Regions from separate parts of the Homo sapiens genome. Here regions 1, 3 and 4 are each linked to region 2. Evidence: chromatin contacts called from ENCODE Hi-C or POLR2A ChIA-PET data. All regions are on one chromosome and are shown on one strand. Each heading gives the region's core, a stretch centred on a gene start or an enhancer-like site at or near the end of the contact. The rest is flanking DNA. Distances are from core to core; before and after follow the strand shown. Region 1 has its middle 41 kb from the start of MIR8079. Region 2 has its middle 41 kb from the start of SERP2. Region 3 has its middle 23 kb from the start of MIR8079. Region 4 overlaps TSC22D1 (TSC22 domain family member 1).

The links. A loop is a pair of places that touch in the nucleus more often than their neighbours do. ChIA-PET counts read pairs that join two places held with the same protein, here RNA polymerase II (POLR2A). Pooled maps may share reads with other maps.
Region 1: a loop to region 2 is called in a pooled map, with 2.4 times the contacts of the local background. The contact joins two enhancer-like sites. A Hi-C loop is called at or near these places in 4 of 50 pooled maps. POLR2A ChIA-PET finds 5 or more read pairs at or near these places in 5 of 52 experiments (A673, BJ, H1 and 2 more).
Region 3: a loop to region 2 is called in a pooled map, with 2.0 times the contacts of the local background. The contact joins two enhancer-like sites. A Hi-C loop is called at or near these places in 1 of 50 pooled maps. POLR2A ChIA-PET finds 5 or more read pairs at or near these places in 3 of 52 experiments (A673, H1 and activated T-cell).
Region 4: a loop to region 2 is called in a map of K562, with 2.4 times the contacts of the local background. The contact joins two enhancer-like sites. A Hi-C loop is called at or near these places in 3 of 168 maps with a recorded cell type or tissue (A673, K562 and psoas muscle) and 2 of 50 pooled maps. POLR2A ChIA-PET finds 5 or more read pairs at or near these places in 13 of 52 experiments (A673, AG04450, BJ and 9 more).

What each region holds. Positions count from the first base shown.
Region 1 is chr13:44,236,100-44,238,799 of GRCh38, reverse strand. No RefSeq gene overlaps it. Among named protein-coding and RNA genes, the nearest start is that of MIR8079, 41 kb to the right of the region's middle. Within about 2 kb of position 1,264, at least 26 of the 41 ENCODE cell types and tissues checked have a DNase peak (open chromatin) inside an H3K27ac peak, as active enhancers do.
Region 2 is chr13:44,331,245-44,333,944 of GRCh38, reverse strand. No RefSeq gene overlaps it. Among named protein-coding and RNA genes, the nearest start is that of SERP2, 41 kb to the left of the region's middle. RefSeq lists an enhancer at 673-1,172. Within about 2 kb of position 1,329, at least 16 of the 41 ENCODE cell types and tissues checked have a DNase peak (open chromatin) inside an H3K27ac peak, as active enhancers do.
Region 3 is chr13:44,217,610-44,220,309 of GRCh38, reverse strand. No RefSeq gene overlaps it. Among named protein-coding and RNA genes, the nearest start is that of MIR8079, 23 kb to the right of the region's middle. Within about 2 kb of position 1,320, at least 22 of the 41 ENCODE cell types and tissues checked have a DNase peak (open chromatin) inside an H3K27ac peak, as active enhancers do.
Region 4 is chr13:44,431,322-44,434,021 of GRCh38, reverse strand. TSC22D1 (TSC22 domain family member 1) reads left to right here. Exons shown (of 3, transcript NM_183422.4): 3 at 1-1,879. Among named protein-coding and RNA genes, the nearest start is that of TUSC8, 27 kb to the right of the region's middle. Within about 2 kb of position 1,250, at least 5 of the 41 ENCODE cell types and tissues checked have a DNase peak (open chromatin) inside an H3K27ac peak, as active enhancers do.

The sequences.
Region 1 (2,700 bases), core at 15-2,514, 95 kb after region 2:
AAGGTGAGAAATCACAAAGGTTCTTATATACAGGATCCAGTTGGTGAATTGCAGGGTCCTGTTATCTTTGCTCCTTTTTAGATCTCCACTTGCCTAAAATAAATCATGACCCTACACTTTCAAAGATCCAGGCCAACCTTGGGGCCCCAAGGTGAGTTTTTTTCTGTCTTGTGAAACTGGTGCTACTTGTGTGGTGTAAATCAGAGGGTTAGCAAGTATTCAGTGGATTTGCTGGTAAGCCCAACCTTTTGACAAAAGAGGGGGAAGAAAGAAATAAAAGTAGGGGTGGGGGAAGTAAGCTAGAAGAATAAGGAGAGAGATAGAGATGTGACTCCATCAACAAAATACTGATTGAGTATCTTCTACGTGTAAGACTGTGCTAGTTTCAACTTGCCATTCTAAATCAACAAATAGAACCCTTATTTGTGACTACAGAGGCTGAGAGTTAGGTGTGTCTGGTGTAAGACAGATGCACACCCAGGTATGACCAGCAAGCAGCAAAGTCAATAGGCAATTACTCAGGAAGGCTGTTATGGAAGGAATGAGAATGAATGGGCCCACGCTGACTTAGAAATTAAGTTAAAACATATGGCAAATGTTTTTCTGATATGCACTTAAAGCCTGGAACAGTCCAAGAGGCCCTGGGTTTCCCTGAGAGGGAGGCTTTTAGGAAGAGTGTAGGCTGCCTGTGGCTGCTGCACCTAACTGGATTACAGGCCTCTGTGACGCTGCCCATCACATCTGCTTTTCAGTAATGCCGTAGGGGAGGCAAGCTGTCCCCTTAGACCCTTAGCATGATCTGTCTATGGGTTTCACATTTTTTCCTGGCAGAGTTAGTTTTTCGTGTTTGTTTTGTGAAGAAAAACTTTGTATACTTCTTTCCTTTTTTTTCCTTTGCAATAAAGTGTTGAACAAAATGTATACTATTTTGTCCAAACTTTTTAAGCTTCCAGATTTGGATATGGTGTTTATGTCTGTGGCTTTTAGAAAGTCTGAATGGATCTGAAAGGTCAGAAAATACCTAAACATTTGACTCTACCCTTCAGCTCACACGTGATTGGCTGTGCATTGTTTTATTTTTAAAAATGGTAAATGAGAAACTATTCTTTAGTCATATCTTGTTCTCAGAGCCTTTCCCCCTCTTGCAGACTGTGCCGCCACCCAAAAGCTTGAAAACACCCCAGGAAGCCATCCCCTCATTGTGAAATGACTAATCACCACACACCACTTGGTTTTCCTTCCTGGACGTCATAGGCCATAGCCCTGTAGTTCCCACATTGTCTCTGTCATCATCCCAAGGAGTGTGACTCTTGATTCTGAGCCTGGGCAGGACAGCCTGTCTCAGCACAGGCTGTTATATAAGCGGCTGTGGGGAGAGCTGGCAATAAACAAACATTTTTCCAGCCCTTGTTTTCTCTGCAGCCTTGAAAAATATTTTTCTGGGGCTGCTGCTGTGCTCCTGCAACAGGATGGCAAATTCCCAGCTTAGAAATGTCTTGCTCTGCATTTCCAGATTCTAAAATCAGAACAAAGTGAACCAGCATGTTCAAAGGAACTGAAATTTTGAGAGCCAGGACACATAGATGGGTTTCTCGACAAGCGGCTTTGCAGCAGTCTTTCCAAAGTTTCATCCACACATCCTGACGGCGAGTAACCATTGGGAAATTACATGGTGACTTTAGGGCCACAGAGAGGAGAATCAGAAGATGACAGGAACTCACTTGGGAATGGAGAAGTGATGTTATGGCTGCCAGTGTCAAAGTCAGACCCACTGTATAAACACAGACATTCACACATATGAGAACCATGGGACTGAACATTGGTAAAGTCCGTTCCTCCTTGGGCCACTCCATCTTGGAAACTCAAAGGAGGAACACTTTACAGTAGTGTTCCACACACTCTACCTCTAACTCCCAGTACTGAATTTAGTGGAAGTCCAACCACAGTTCCTCCCACCCAAACAGACAGTTCCTTGTGAGTGTCTCAGAGGGACACTTAGACAGGACAGCCTCCTCATTCACTGGTGAAAGATTTTCCAGAGCCAAAGCTCTTGCTTCCATGGCTGTCACCTGTAAGGGTTGCTGGTACCAGCTGCTTTTCTGAAGCCACTGCACCCTCCCCATTCCCCTGCAGTAGTCTCCATTGTGAGACCTCAGCCAGAGTGACCTTGTGCTCTATTTCCCTTCAATGGCTGATGTTCTGGTGTCACTCCCTGTGCTGAAAGCCAAGCTGATTTCTCCACATCTCTGAGTAATTCAGATCATTTTACAATGAATTAGCAAGTGAGTTTGTTATTGCAGTGCGGAGGAGGAGGGATGGGAAGCACTTTCAGAGTTTCTTTTAGTTTTCCCTGAGTCTACTGAGACCCCTGAAAGAAAACTTACTGCCTGTAGCTTGGAAATGTTGCTGTGTATCCAAGAAGCTGCCACTCTGCTCATTGGCAAGGCTACATCTATGGCTATATCAATCCACCTTTCTCATCATTGTCCTCATACCGTGGAACTAGGACAGAGTCACCCAGAAGGAAGCATGGGTACTGTAGTTTATCCAAGGTCACTAGGCTAGTCTTTTGGTCCTGTGTAGCTAGGATTGGCTGCGTAATATGTAGGGTGCAGTGCAAAATAAAAATGTCAGGCCTCTGTTGAAAAATTATTAATAATTTCTAAATGGCAACAGGTGAGCATCAAACCAAACTCAGGC
Region 2 (2,700 bases), core at 80-2,579:
AAAAACTGCAGATGTGTAAATATGTCACCTAACTTGGTACTGGAGTTCAATGACCACATTTTCAACTCTAAGACAAGTATAAGATGACGGTTTTGGACAGCTTGCCCTCCAAACTTGTTCCAGCTAGGAAGGACTTTGAGGGGCCTTATTTGAGGTTGTATTTGCTTGTGCTGTGCTCAGATTCTAATTCTGTAAAGAGACTGTGAAAGGGCACCTCCTGTCTTCTCTAGGCACCCCCCTATTTCTTTCCTTTGGGAAGAGAATATATTTTCTGAATTAAAAATATATAAATGTCATCTTTGGTCTAAATGGTTATGAATACTGGACTGGAAAAGTCCATTGTTCTTCTTTGTTTCTGCTTTTTTTCCTTTCCGTGGTCAGCTTTATATGGGCAGCTCTGCAGAGCCATGAACTTGGACCAGGGTGCCTCAGCTGTTGGGGCTGCTAGCGGGGATGGGCAGAGTTAGTCAGGAGCACACAGGCTCCCGGGCAATGTGTGTATCAGGTTGTTATATGGCCTACCTGTGTGCTATTTGGGTCCACATCTAACATACCAGTCTCCTGCTGCTGTAGAAATGCAGATGTGGGCTCAGTATATCTTCCTCCATTCAACAAAGACACGCCTGCCACTGCCAAGCCCAGTGCTCACTGTGCCCCAAGTTGGAGATAATGGGCCAATGATGACTTGGAAACTTGGTAGAAGGAGGAGAAAGCCAAGCACATTTATTAAAATCCTGCTCTGGGCCAGCTGTTTGATATTTCTATTTCCTTAAAAACACCTCCAAACTACTTTGTGAGATTTGACATACCTACTTATGGACGGCCTACGTAATGGGTGAGAAAACTGAGGGCTTGATTAGTTAAATCATTTATCCAAGATCAAACAGCCAGTAAGTGGCTTAGACAGGATTTCAGCTCAAATCGGCCTGATACAAAATCTCTACCATCTCTATGGTCTTACAGTGGAATTGGGATATTGTATAATAGAATCCATCTGATCTGGTAGGAGAGCAAAACGTTTATTCAGTGAAGCTTCTTCTGTTAGACAGAGCTAAGGGCAGCCATTCCTCTCTGTATCTTGTCTGCAGGGGACATTTGCAGGGAGTAGGTGGGGAGTGAGATGGGTGGGAGCTGCCTGTCACTCGCGGGCCTTCCTCTTTTGGGGTAATTCTCTGCTGCACTATGTCCTGGCTGGAGGCAGCAGCAGCAGCAGGGAGGGCTGTTTTCAGAGGCGTGGGGCCTCCTGTGACTGCAGAACTGGCTCCTAATTGGATCATCCCCTTGGTGGGTTCTTGGCTGTGTGCCCAGCTTCCCAGACTAACTGTTCTCTAGTCTTCTTGCCAGTAGCCTTCTAACAAGCCCCATTTCTGCTTAGTTTAGCTCAGTGAGTTTTCGGTTGTTTGCAAACCAAAAACCCTGACTGGGCCATCCTCCTGGATATCTCTGCAGACCTGCCGCACACAGCAGCCAGGATGCAACCTCAACATGTGGGAGGTGCAGTTGCCTTTTACTCCTCTCCACTCTCCCTTCCCAGACTCATTTGTCTTTTGGTAGGGAAGGTACACAGTCCAGACTCCTCTCATTTTCCCATCAGACCCTCAGGAAAGACTGAAATGTATTGTATTTATCTTAAAGTGAAAAGGCTGATAAGAGCTTTAAATAGACTCCTAGGGGAATTTGCAATTTAACAGGACAGTAAAGAAACCCTAAAGGCAAAGGGCTGAGCTGCATCTGTGGAAACTGAGACCCCCCCGGAGACTTAGGAGGTTTCTTTTTTGAAAAGGGGGCTATGTTCCAAGACTCCTGTGGCTATGACTAAGCAGGCCCCTGTTGGATCCCAGCCCAGGATATCTGTGGAACTGCAGAGAACCTCTGAGAGCCAGAACGTTTGCTGGAAGGGCTTGTTTAGCTTCTGACAAAGGAGGTGGTGGAGGGAAGCCATGGTGAGAAGAGCTTGTCTCACTTCCACCTGCCATGAGGTGTGCCACTAGGGTGGGATTTGAGAGCATTCTCACTTTTAATCCAGACAAGCCTTTCCTCCTTCAGGGACTACCCCAGGTGGTCTTGACTGTAAATCCTGTCTGTGAAACCCCAAGTAAGTTTCTGAAAATATACAGGAGAGATGTAGAGGTAAACTATGGGTGAAGCCGAGTTTCTGTAGCATGAGTACTATTTTCCATTCACTGGAGTACTCTTCCAGGCACTGATAGGGTGACAGAGGTACCACATCATCCAGGCACTGATTGATAGGGTGACAGAGGTACCACATCATCTCCTCCCATGGGGAGGCCACCAATGAGACACCAGCCCTCTAAGGGGGTGGTGATGGGTGACGGGAAAGGAGATTTCTCTCTAGGGTACTATCTATTACCAGAAGATTTCAAAATCTCTGTATCCAGACTCCCTCTACACACGGGCTGTGGAAAAGTGACTCAACCACTCTGAAAACCTCAACACAACGGAAACCTCAGTTTCTTTTTCTGAAAAATAGGCAAAATAATGACATTTACCCCAAAAGGCTATCGGGAGGACTCAGTGAGATAATAAAGCTCCAGAAAGGCATTTAGAAGATGGTAGAGAACTATTCAAATGTAGATTCTGATGCCAGATTATTTTAATGCTAAACTGAATGAGACATCCTTCCTAATAAAGACAGCTTCTTCTATATGGTCACTTCTGAGACTCTGTGTCGGTGGCTTT
Region 3 (2,700 bases), core at 71-2,570, 110 kb after region 2:
TTTATATACAAGCACTTGGCATGCAGTAGGTCATTGATAATAGTGCCTATGACTAATGTTTGGGCATTTGGTACCATTTAGCAGGTTGGCATTGCAGAAGCTTCCTACAGGCCACAGAACCTGATTGCTTCAATGTCTCAGGGGTCCAAGGTTTGATATTTGTTAAATCGATGTTTTTCTTTGAGATGAAACTAGGCAAGGTAAACCTGGCCAACGGGCTCCTGGGGGAACTGCACAGGCTGCTGCAGTCTGGCTGGGCCCCGACCACTCAGTTACCAACTCCATGAATTAGATATAAATGTAACAACAGCACAGGCCAGGCCACGGGCATTCTCAGAGCTGTGCAGGGTTTTATTCATTCGCTTCAGACGTTCCCTTGCCTCAGCTCCAGCCAAATCACAACCCACTGACTACACTAGCTGCTACATTTGCCATCTTTTCTGCCTGGCTTTGATCTCTTCTGGGAATCACCCGACCGGTCACCAACACCCTTGAGAGATGACCACACTGTCCTGTTTGTGGCTCTTGTTCACAGTAAATGAGATTGCTATGGATTATCCAACGTAGACTTATTCATTTCCTGGTAGCAGTTTTTAGGGCTTTTGAAAAAACTAAAAGAAGTCAGCAGTGATGTAACATGCAGAGAACAGTGAGGACTGTTAACATGTGATGGTTTTTCTGTGAAGTGGAGGGGTGGTGGTTGGGGGCCTTTTGGTAATGGAAGGACCGTTTGCCCTTTCTAGAAGCTGAGAAGGAATTCAGGGAGGCAGAATAGGGAGGGCGGTATGCTAGTGGTGCCAACTCTCCTGTCCAGGTCGGGAGCTGCCCAGTAAGGCCTTAGGGTTCGCAGGGAGGTGTCTGCCTGTCCTCTCTGGGACCCTGAGATGTATGCTAGAGCTGGTGGTCTTTATCCTTATGCAGAGCACACTTGCTGTGTTTGATAAATGGCTTTGAAGTGAGGATGATGCCTCTTTTGTCTATTCCCAATCAAATGCATCCTCTGGTGGCCACCTCCTTGGCTCTCATCTTTACGGTCCCTTTCAAGGCTTCCAAAGCCCACTGCAATGGCAGCAGAAGTCAAGAACTGCCAAAGCCTCCCTCTCAACTGCCCCCTTCAAACCTCCCTTCTCTTTCTTTCCTCGGCTTCTCTTGGCTTCCCACGCTGGCTGTCCACGTTGCCTAACCCCGGTTGGACCGGCAGCTGTGTCCCAGGCTGTTTACCTTGGCTCTGACACTGAGTGCCTTTAGAGTGCTGCTTTCTGAAACTGTCCTTCATGGGTTTGTAAGGAAACTTGGGCAAAGGGCCCTGGCCCTCTGCTTGCCCGGGGTGTGGCAGTTGGATTCAGGCAGGCCCACGGGGCCCTCCAATTTCCACTTATCTGTTAGGAGAAGAAGGAAACAACAGTGCTGAGAAGGAGCTGGAGCAGGAGAGAGTTAAGGAGCTTGCTAGTGAGCTCCCAGGTGCTCCATGAGGCCAGAGTAACAGACATGGCTCAAGTTCCATTCCAGGCAGGGCTTACTTAATGAGTGAAAGGACATATCCAAAGGGTGCTGCTGATTCGTGCATTTTGGTATCTATCTGGAGGCCTTCCTTCGGTACTGTGCTACAGGTTCTGACATAGCCAATGTTTACCAATTAACTGGATTAACAGCTTTGGGAATACGTTAAATAAATACTGACACAATGCAAAGCTGGGAGTGGAGATAAGTACACTCATAAACTCAGGATTTAGAGCAACTTCAAGAGGCTGAACAATGAACATAACATTCAGGGAAGAATGAGAAATGTTAATGAGAAGGGTGAATGGTTTTTCTCTTAGCTACAAAGTGCAAGAGAGAGGAGATGTGGGATGTTCTCATGAATTAGAAGAGCCTTTACGATTTTAGTTGACAATAAGGTAAAGGGCCTAATGCACTTGATCTGGCATCTCAAATTTCACATACCCAAAACTGAACATGTCAAATTCTTACCTTCCCTGTCAGTCCCAGTTTCTGTTGATTACAGCAGTTAGCCTCCCAGGATTATTTATTATATGATTGCATTCTGTGATCAACTATTTAATAAGCATATATACGGTATATAATCCTATAGAATATTTTAACGATCATTTGATCATTCATTCATTCATTTTTTTTTTTTGAGATGGAGTCTCACTCTGTCACACAGACTGGAGCGCAGTGGCACAATCTCAGCTCACTGCAACCTCTGACTCCTGGGTTCAAGTGATTCTCTTGCCTCCACCTCCCGAGTAGCTGGGACTACAGGCATGTGCCACCACACCTGGCTAATTTCTGTATTTTTAGTTGAGATGGGGTTTTGCCATGTTGCCAAGGCTGGTCTCGAACTCCTCAGCTCAGGGAATCTGCCCGCCTTCGCCTCCCAAAGTGCTGGGATTACAGGCGTGAGCCACCACATCTGGCCTCATTCATTATTGCAATAAATATTTATTGAGCACTGAGTAAGTATCACACATTGTAGTAACTGAGACATCGTCTCTACTCTCCTAGAGCTTGTTCTACCAGGGGAAATGGACATTAAACTTGTAATACACACAAACTTATTCAAAATTATAATCCTCATTGACTTTATGAAAGAAGAAGGTTCTAGACAGCATAGAGTGGGCAGATGAGGCCTAATTTTGGAAGGAGGATGAAGGGAATTTTCCTTGAGGAAGTGAATTTTGAGTTCATGGAAAGTTA
Region 4 (2,700 bases), core at 1-2,500, 100 kb before region 2:
GACCTAGGCTATCTTACCATGAAGGTTGTTTTGCTTATTGTATATTTGTGTATGTAGTGTAACTATTTTGTACAATAGAGGACTGTAACTACTATTTAGGTTGTACAGATTGAAATTTAGTTGTTTCATTGGCTGTCTGAGGAGGTGTGGACTTTTATATATAGATCTACATAAAAACTGCTACATGACAAAAACCACACCTAAAGAAATTTTAAGAATTTGGCACAGTTACTCACTTTGTGTAATCTGAAATCTAGCTGCTGAATACGCTGAAGTAAATCCTTGTTCACTGAAGTCTTTCAATTGAGCTGGTTGAATACTTTGAAAAATGCTCAGTTCTAACTAATGAAATGGATTTCCCAGTAGGGGTTTCTGCATATCACCTGTATAGTAGTTATATGCATATGTTTCTGTGCATGTTCTCTACACAATTGTAAGGTGTCACTGTATTTAACTGTTGCACTTGTCAACTTTCAATAAAGCATATAAATGTTGATAAACAAGTGTTTTTCATATGACCCTGTTAACATAATGGCAGTCATTTCCACAACTGTTTCCAGGTAAAGTTAACAATTTGACTAGTAAAATCCTGAAGGGCAGTGGAATGATTGGAAAAGTAGGGGCGTGATTTGACTGCATGAAGTAAAAGGAAATTGACACATTGAGTTGTTCAGCAGGTAAGAGAAGAGACAGTGGAGGAGTCCAGCTCAATTCTAACTACTGTGTGACTTGGACAGGTTGCTTCACTCCTGGACGGATGTAGGGGTTTGAAAGAGATGATCTCTTACATTCCCCTTTGGCTTTAAAATTCTAGGAGTCCTTGAAAATCTTAATTTTTTACTGAACTGAGAGGAAGAAGGAGCCTTATTCTGTGTATAATTGGAATAAGCAGATCTAGGATCAAAAGACGGAAGTTGGAGAAGCTGATTTCCACTTTAAGAACCCTGTCACCCTGGGTTGGGATGTTTCTCCTAGTGTAGGATGAGTTTCTAGCTCCTGGGATAATTCGTTTTGTCTAAGCAAAAGATGATTTGAGGTGGGACCAGATGAGCAAGGATGTCCTTGCAGTTGATTCTGCATGACTATAAAACAGGCCAAAATTAAAACCACGAAGGAATCCTGAGGCAGATTGGCCCCTGGCACCTGAGGAGTGAGCCTGAGGGATCCCACTCTGCAGTAGGAGTAACGTGAGCGAGCAAGTGAATGGGGTGGGTTTACCGGCTCTGTAATCTATCAACCTAGGGCCTCAGCAGTGGCCCCCTGCCCAGTAGGAATTGGACCAATCCCAAGTTCTAAGGCTTGTCTTAAGTCCTTGCAGAACAAGGACAAACTTTCTGAATCATTCATTTCTCTCATCTAGAGCTGGTGGGAGATTGAGAGGTGAATGGGACATCCAAGATCCCTAAAAAGAATTGTTCGATAGCGTGCATGTGTTATAAAGTGGTGACACGGGCATCCTGTTGAAATGATGGATGGCTCACTGCCATAGGCTGATAGCAGTTGTCATAAAGATATTTTGGGGGAATTTGAAAAGGACGTAAAGAAAAATCTTTCATATTGGCTTGTTGGTTATATAACTTCAAATTTAATAAAGGAATACTTACGTAGTAATTACATTTCCTTGAAAAAACTATAGTGAATAGAAATCCCTAGCCATTTCATTTTTTATGTTTTTAATGAAGATCTTTAAAATACCATAGGTGGTAATCGTGGAAAATTTGAAAAATCTCATGTCAGTGTATTAAGATGGTGGAGAAGTTTTTTTCTCCATTATTTAATGGAACTTTGGGTCTTTTTATTAAAAATGTGAGACTCATGAAATTTTGGCAGCTGAATATTTGTGAAATAAGAATGAATTATTAAAAGATGTCTTTCCATACATGTTCCTCATTTTAGTAATTACTAAACATACTTGAGATGATTGACTTATATTTAAACATATTTAAGGTAATTTAAAAAGGCATTTTGCTACTTGCTTATAGACCTGAGTGTAGGTCTTATTGGCCTGTGGGTTATTATATAACTGATTATGTTGCACTTATGTTCTGTGGAGAAGGAAAGATTTTTAAGGGGAATGGCATGCTGTACCAGCACTGAGTGTTCATGACATCAGTTGCAGCAGGAGAAACCCCCGTTCAATGAAGGAGAAGTAGGAATTTTACATGGATTTGAATGAACGTCTACTTTGTATTTCAAATGAACAGTGTTCATATTTCAGTAATTGTGTGCATTTTTTGCATACTTTAAAAGAGAACTTTTATTTTTCATTATGGAATAAATATGCAATGCCAGAACAGCTTTAAATTTATACAAGAAATGTATAAAAGTTAATTATAACTAAAATTAGGAATGAAAATTAATCTATATAGACACTACTCTGCTCTTGCTTTGTGTAAAATAAGTAGTTGAAACTACCAGGGGCTGACAACATGACTGCTTTTAGATGTCAACTTCAAATCCATTCAGGCAGCAATTGTGGCATTACGATTTTTAGAAATGGAGGCAGAGAAAATCAAGTTTCCTCTCCCTCTTAGGTAACATTGCCTGCAAGTGGAGATCTGTGCCCACCGATAGAACTTGGAAGCAGACAGTGCCATAGGTTCCTGCACTGGTGTGTGGGAGGACCCTGAGCTGAGAGGCAGGCTTCTGGCTGCTAGGCCTGGCCCTGCAGTCATCAGCTGTTTGACCTTTGGACCAGGA